2 separate regions of the Homo sapiens genome follow, and region 2 is linked to region 1. The links are chromatin loops, found by intact Hi-C in ENCODE. Cell type or tissue: PC-9. All regions are shown on one strand.

What was found. Hi-C counts contacts between places; a loop is a spot of excess contacts. Peaks named below come from ENCODE experiments on the same cell type or tissue, not always from the same donor. Only the 100,000 strongest peaks of a DNase experiment are listed, where the experiment ranks them.
Region 2: a loop joins it to region 1, with 2.8 times the contacts of the local background. A loop is called at or near these places in 1 of 110 quality-filtered maps.

Annotation. Positions count from the first base shown.
Region 1 is chr1:76,996,899-77,000,898 of GRCh38, forward strand. All of the region lies in intron 2 of ST6GALNAC5 (ST6 N-acetylgalactosaminide alpha-2,6-sialyltransferase 5), which reads left to right. Among named protein-coding and RNA genes, the nearest start is that of MIR7156, 61 kb to the right of the region's middle. RefSeq lists an enhancer at 1,270-2,469. In PC-9, no CTCF peak of the experiment used is centred here; a DNase peak (open chromatin) is centred at 1,923; H3K4me3 peaks cover 457 bases; H3K27ac peaks cover 2,942 bases.
Region 2 is chr1:77,058,207-77,062,206 of GRCh38, forward strand. All of the region lies in intron 4 of ST6GALNAC5 (ST6 N-acetylgalactosaminide alpha-2,6-sialyltransferase 5), which reads left to right. It overlaps MIR7156 (microRNA 7156), which reads left to right and starts at 1,937; the gene lies at 1,937-1,996. In PC-9, no CTCF peak of the experiment used is centred here; a DNase peak (open chromatin) is centred at 1,995.

The DNA of each region.
Region 1 (4,000 bases):
GAAAATGGCACTTTAATGCATGAGAGTAATCTTCCAGGATTTGTACCAGGATGTGTTATATTTTAACAAGAAGAGTTCTCAGAAGGGTCAGTTTCAGGAACATCACATGAACCCCTGGAGAAAAGTAAATGGTTGATTGGCTGTCACACTTACTGTTTCAATATGCTGGGTAAAGCAAAGCGAGGAAAGGTGAGGTCTCACCAAGTGCAGATTACAAAACAAATGCATTCTTTGTGTGCTTTTTTCATAGTAGATGATTTTGAAACAAAAAGAGAAAAATAAACCTGTTGAGTAGAAACTTGGGAAGTAAAACTGAGTGATAGAGGATTAGTTTTCACATGTAGGCGGTACACAGAGTTTGTACAGTTTCGTAGTTACAAGACAGGGTAGAATGAATATTTAAAGAGAAGACTGTTAGGAACAATGGTTCAGAAGGATGAAGGAACTCAATAAGGTTGTGAGGGATTGAGAAGGAATGTTTTGCTTGAAACATGGAGTATGGCAACAATGAATGAGCCTAGTTTTGAATCAAAATGACCTGAAAAACTTCTGTAGAAAGTTTCCAACAAAGCAGTGCTGTATTATGGAAGATCCTGCCATATGGATTGAAACTTTTCTAGAACTTTTAATAGACGAGCCCTCATAAGTAAGATCCAGGCAACCAAATTACTACTCTTTGAATGCTATTGTGGGTATCATGTCAAGATCCAATGTTTTCTTTCCATGTTATACTAAAGAAATAAAACTTAATGTCTATAGTTCAGGTTATATTTGAAACTTTAATAGTTCTAGATTGAAGCTAGCATAAAAACACTGTATACTGAGCATGGTGGCTCACACCTGTAATCTCAATGCTTTGAGAGGCCAAGGCCAGAGGATCACTTGAGGCCAGGAGTTCAAGACCAACCTGAGCAACATAGCGAGACCCCATCTGATATGGTTTGGCTCTGTGTTCCCACCCAAATCTCACCTCAAATTGTAATAATTCCCATGTGTTAAGAGCGAGACCAGGTGGAGATAATTGAATCATGGTGGCAGTTTCCTCTATGCTGTTCTCATGATAGTGACTTCTCATGAGATCTGATGGTTTTATAAGGGGCTTCCCCCTTTTCTCAGCACTCATCCTCCCTCCTGCTGCCCTGCGAAGAGGTGCTTTCTGCCATGATTGTCAGTTTCCTGAGGCCTTCACAGCTATGCGGAACTACGAGTCAATTAAACCTCTTTTCTTTATAAATTACCCAGTCTTGGGTATTTCTTCATAGCAGCATGAAAACAGACTAATACAGTAAATTGGTACCAGGAGTAGTGGATCACTGCTGAAAACATACCCAAAAAATGAAAATAAAAAATTAGCCAGACATGATGGCATGCTCCTGAGGTCTAGCTATTCAGGAGGCTAAGGCAGGAGGATCGCTTGAGCCCAGAAGTTTGAGGTTACAGTGAGCTATGATTGTGCCACTGCACTGTAGCCTGGGTGACAGGGTGAGACTTTGTCTCTAAAAAAGTGAAATTAAAAAAAAGAAAGACTCCATAAATGACATTTTAAAGGGAAAAAATGTTTATGACAATTATATTGTATATTCAAACAAAATGTATTCTTATTTCATAACCAATGAAAATCTGTGTTGACTGGAAAAGAGATTAATTATGGTCACTGAGAAGCAGAATGTAAAGCATTATTTGCAGGAAAAGAAAGCCTAGTTTCCTTTACATGCCACTCACATATTGGTATTTTCTCATTATTAGAACTTACATTTTTTTAAGTTCAGAGTTTTAAAATTCCCCAGAGACTTCTGCAAAACCTGAACCATCATTGAGTAATCCATCAAAAATCCAGAGGCATTAAAAGTTCCATGACTAATATGTGTGAAATGTTTGAAGATGAAACTCTCTTTTGTAATTATAGACCGCAGAATGTGGAATAGTTTCTGCCGTTTGAATTACCTACCTGAGGATACTACTTGAAAGTTCCATCTTCCGTAAATAACAGCCAGCCTGTTATAGAAGACAGGCAGTGTTTTCATACCTGGAATAGAAATTATTTTAGAATCATTTCCATGCAACATTTTTTCATTATTACTAAGATCTGGTGACTATGAAAGGGAGTAAACTTACACAGCTGGCTCTTTTCAGACAGAGAGATTCAATTTATTCTTGTTCCAATACTGTAGGAAAATAAAAAGGTTAAAATTACCTTTTGGATTCAATGTGATATTTTCCCTAGATACCTAAACAAATGGAAGACAGGCAGCTTTCCCAGCTTTGGAATAGGGGACAGTAAGGGATTTCCCTTGTAGCGTGTTGTGTTTTATCTGAAATCTGGCCCTTTTCTGTAATTAAAAAAGGGATTTAGGTACTGAATTTAATCCTTTAAATGGCCAATATCTTGTAACTTTTCCAGATATTTCCCTGGTTCATCAAGAGGCAAGAGACTTACTTTAATTCTGATCTAATATGTACCTGCCTTTTAATTATGTGCTAAAACAATTTGGGAGATGGGATGGTTTGGTACAAACTTGCTCCTGCTGTGGAAATGGTGACTTGGTTGATCTAGGTTCTGGTCCAGAAATGTGCAGGTTTGGGTTTGTTTTTTTTTTTTCAATTATTATACTTTAAGTTTTAGGGTACATGTGCACATTGTGCAGGTTAGTTACATATGTATACATGTGCCATGCTGGTGCGCTGCACCCACTAACTCATCATCTAGCATTAGGTATATCTCCCAATGCTATCCCTCCCCCCTGCCCCCACCCCACCACAGTCCCCAGAGTGTGATATTCCCCTTCCTGTGTCCATGTGATCTCATTGTTCAATTCCCACCTATGAGTGAGAATATGCAGTGTTTGGTTTTTTGTTCTTGCGATAGTTTACTGAGAATGATGATTTCCAATTTCATCCATGTCCCTACAAAGGACATGAACTCATCACTTTTTATGGCTGCATAGTATTCCATGCTATATATGTGCCACATTTACTTAATCCAGTCTATCATTGTTGGACATTTGGGTTGGTTCCAAGTCTTTGCTATTGTGAATAATGCCGCAATAAACATACGTGTGCATGTGTCTTTATAGCAGCATGATTTATAGTCCTTTGGGTATATACCCAGTAATGGGATGGCTGGGTCAAATGGTATTTCTAGTTCTAGATCCCTGAGGAATCGCCACACTGACTTCCACAATGGTTGAACTAGTTTACAGTCCCACCAACAGTGTAAAAGTGTTCCTATTTCTCCACATCCTCTCCAGCACCTGTTGTTTCCTGACTTTTTAATGATTGCCATTCTAACTGGTGTGAGATGGTATCTCACTGTGGTTTTGATTTGCATTTCTCTGATGGCCAGTGATGATGAGCATTTTTTCATGTGTTTTTTGGCTGCATAAATGTCTTCTTTTGAGAAGTGTCTGTTCATGTCCTTTGCCCACTTTTCGATGGGGTTGTTTATTTTTTTCTTGTAAATTTGTTTGAGTTCATTGTAGATTCTGGATATTAGCCCTTTGTCAGATGAGTAGGTTGCGAAAATTTTCTCCCATTTTGTAGGTTGCCTGTTCACTCTGATGGTAGTTTCTTTTGCTGTGCAGAAGCTCTTTAGTTTAATTAGATCCCATTTGTCAATTTTGTCTTTTGTTGCCATTGCTTTTGGTGTTTTGGACATGAAGTCCTTGCCCATGCCTATGTCCTGAATGGTAATGCCTAGGTTTTCTTCTAGGGTTTTTATGGTTTTAGGTCTAACGTTTAAGTCCTTAATCCATCTTGAATTGATTTTTGTATAAGGTGTAAGGAAGGGATCCAGTTTCAGCTTTGTACATATGGCTAGCCAGTTTTCCCAGCACCATTTATTAAATAGGGAATCCTTTCCCCATTGCTTGTTTTTCTCAGGTTTGTCAAAGATCAGATAGTTGTAGATATGCGGCGTTATTTCTGAGGGCTCCGTTTTGTTCCATTGATCTATATCTCTGTTTTGGTACCAGTACCATGCTGTTTTGGTTACTGTAGCCTT
Region 2 (4,000 bases), 61 kb after region 1:
GAAACTTCAGTTTTTCTGTGCATGAGTTTCCTCGTCTGCAGAGTAGGGGTGCTAATAGTAGCTCTCTGCTATAGTTTGGATATGTTTTGTTTGTTCCCACCAAATCTCATGTTGAAATTTGATCCTCAGTGTTGGACGTGGGGCCTAGTGGCAGGTGTTTGGGTCATGGGGGCAGATCCCTCATGAATAGATTAGTGCCCTCCCTGGGGCGGGGCATGAGTGAGTTCTCACTCTATTTGCCCCCAACAGAGCTAGTTGTTAAAAAGAGCCTGGCACCTCCCCCTTTCTCTTCTTCCTCTCTCGCCTTGTGATTTATGCACATGCCAGCTCCCCTTCACTTTCTGCTAGGAGTGGAAGCAGCCTGGGGCTCTCCCCAGATGCCCAACCTTGAATTTTTTGAGACATCAGAATCATGGGCCAAATAAGGCTTTTTTCTTTATAAATTACCCAGACTTGGGTATTCTTTTCTAGCAACACAAAATGGACTGACACTGTCTTATAGGGGTGTTGTGAGGACTAAATAAGTGAGTGTATGTGGAGTGCTGAGCACTGTGTTCTGAGCTGAAATAGTCAAGTCCAGCAGCTTGGATGGACAATAAGTCAGGTTGTGTGCTGAAAGCCAGGCAGTGGACTGTCTCCCTGGGTATCAGATGCTCCCTATCAAATGGGAGCTGCAATACTTGCCTCAGAGGGCTGATGAGGATGTAAAGGAGATCACATCAGTTAAGCGCAGAAGCTGAGCAGGTACTTACAAAATCAGTTGTCTCAAACTTAGCTGCATATTAGAATCTCAAGGAGCTTTCCACCATTTGAATCTTCTAAAAAGCTTTGTTGTTATGATATGTATTATTTAAAAATATGTTTATTTTTGTTTCAAATAATTTTAGAGTTACAGAAAGGTTGCAAAAATAATACTGAGAGTTCATATAACTTTTATCCAGCTTCCCCTAATGCGGATTTGCATTCCTATGGTCCAATTATCAAAAGTAAGAAATTAACATGAGTATAATGCTCAGCTAAACTACAGGCATTATTGAGATTTTACCAGTTTCTCTACTAATGTCCTTTATGTCCTCCAAGAACGAATCCAGGTTCCCTTTGCATTTATTTATCAGGTGTCCTCAGTCTCTAAATCCATGGCCGTTCCTCAGGCTTTCCCTGCATTTCATGACACTTTTGATGAGGACTAGTCACGTATTTCATAGAATGTCCTTCACTTGGGGTTTATCTAATGTTTTCCTGTGCTTAGATTGAGGTTATGCATTACTGAGAAGGATACCACAGAAGCCATAGGCCCTTCCCAGAATCTCATAACAGGAAGTATGTGATGTCCATACGTCTTATTACTGGCAATGTTAACCTTCATCACTTGGTTAAGGTAATGTCTGCTGGGTTTACCTATTGTAAAGATAGTATTTTTCCCTTTGTCATTAATAAATAACTTGGGAGAGATACTTTCAGGTTATGCAGGTAGCCTATTTCTCCTCATCTTTTTCCCCATTAATGTTCTGTTCATTTGGTGCATCTTGCCTGCGACAATTACTGCAACGTTCTGAGGATGGTTTCCTAGTCCCTCATTTTTTCTACATTGTTTATTGGAATTTTTCTGTCTTGAAATGCTGTTTCTTCTCCTCCATTTATTTGTTTATTTATTCAGTTATTTATTGAAATTATCATGGACTCATGGATATTTATTTTATTTTATTGGTTTTATAATCCAATACTGACATTGTTTATTTTGGTTCAAACCTAAGACACTTTCTAAAATACCTGTGCCTGAGTTCCTCTCCAAGTCATCCGAAGCAGAGTCTATGGGGTTGGAGCATAGGTATTTCCTTAAAGCTCCCCAACCGCACTAAATGTTAGTTCCCTCACTCTCCCCACCTGCTTCCTCTAAAAAGAAAAAAAAATTCTTCCTCAAATCATTCTGCAGGGCTTGTTCTCAAACTGGCTGTCAGAGTGTGCATGGCAGGCTGCAGCCACTTGGGGAACTGGTTCTGTGGTTATCTCCATTCCTGCCTCCCCAGCCCGCATATCCTTTCCTTCAGCTCACGGGGCCCACAATGGGAACTTGAGTACCAGAATTCCTTTTACAACTGCTTCCTCATGTGGAAATTCCGCTGAGGTTTATTGTAGTTTTCACTGAGGTCAGGTGAAGGAAGAAAAAAACTAGGGCAGTCTTTAGAAAGTCAGGTTTGAGAAAAGACCCAAGGAAGTATGACCTTCAGCTAGGAGTGTCTTTCTAAATGGCATAGTGAATTTAGTGAATTCCAGCTGATGGCAGGCTCACAGCTGGGGTAGATGTTCCTGCAGTTTCCAGCGCTGCCTTCTGAGTCCCAGAAAGCACTTTTCTGCTGCTTGGACAGAGTTTTAACATGTGGAAACAACTCGCTTACATGAATAACTTATCTTGACACCTCTGAAATCACAGTAACCAAATATGTAAATTTAATTCTCTTTTTAGGGGATCAATATGGAGTCAGATAAGTTTTTTTTCCAAAGAGATGGTCTTCCTGAATAAGGAAATTGATCCTGTAGCATCTTTAGCTGGTTTCCAATTGCCCCCTACTCCTAGGTGCCGAATCAATCTTATGATATTTTTAGAAACCTAACTGTTTCTTTAGTCAGATTGATGCCAATAAAATGTCCAAAACTTAGATGAATCAAATTTAAAGTGATTTGTGATGGAATAAAAGCTTAACCCCAAGCATACCATGGCAACATGAAATTGGCATGGTTCCCCCAAATTATGCCATATGAATATGGGAAGATATGTCTCACAAATTCTTATTTTTTTCTTCATAGTGGTCAGCTTCAACCTGAATTTTTGTTAGAAGGCATTTTTTGTGTTAAAAACACCTTCTATTAAAATTTTAATGGGATTCCAATTTCTAGGGTAAGTAAATTAATAAAATCTGCAATAACTAGTCAGGAAAGGATCCAGTGTTTCACTACAGAACATAGAGATAATTCCAAGACGGGCATATTAGAGATGCAAAGTGTTAATTCAGCATAGCATCCAAACCAGGATAAGGAATGTTTAGATGCTGCATGACAAAAATAAATCTCTCTTCCTGGAAGAACTTTAACCTAAGAGGAGAAACAGCTCAAAGGTTTATTGTTGTCAGAGCCAAAAACATGACACCCCTCTTGATAAAAGACTTCGATCCCTGACCCCAGTAGAGTTGCTACTCTAAAAGCTATTTGTGTATTGATCTCCTCTGAAGAAAACGAATAGGTGTCTGGCAGGATGAGCATCTTTGGGAAACCAAGTTATTATACTTAGAGGAGAGCCCAGGTGACCAAAGTGGGAACCCTAGGGCATCAGGCTCTGAAAGATGATTTGCAAGATGCTGGGAAGCCTGGGCCTTTTCTCTTCTTAGTCTCTGCAACAAGGCCAGTTGCTGAGCATAGCTCAAATTAGGAAAGTTTGTCTGCCAAGAAACCTTGACTAATCTTACCATTCATTCTTCAAAAGACAGAAGAGGTGGGCTAGACTGGCCTGTTTTAGAAACCAGTCTGAGACCAAGACTCTTTAGTGCGTAAATATTTATTAACCCTCAAACAAGGGCACCTACCACCCCCACATGTTAATCCTATGCACACCATCTTGAAGAAATGAGCCAGTACTTCCTGTTTGAGGCTGAGACAGAGATATAGAGGCAGAAAAACACTCGGAGACTCTCAGGCCACCAAACAAGGACTGAGGATGTAGAGTTTCTGGACTAAAAGACTGTAGACTTTGAGTACATAGGCCCTCTGAAGCATCAAAAGAAAAATCGTGGCCTCTTGTTTGCTGTCTTCCTTTTTCTCCCATAGGATCAAACTAAGATCATCAACTTTCCAAACTCAGAGAAGAAATTTGCGTTTAGCTGCTAATTCCATATAAATTTAGAAGTTTGCTATTTAGCTGCTAATTCCATATAAATTTCTTTCAACAACATAATTTTTAAAATTATTTATTAAGCACCTACCAGGGACTGTTCCAGGAATAAGACAA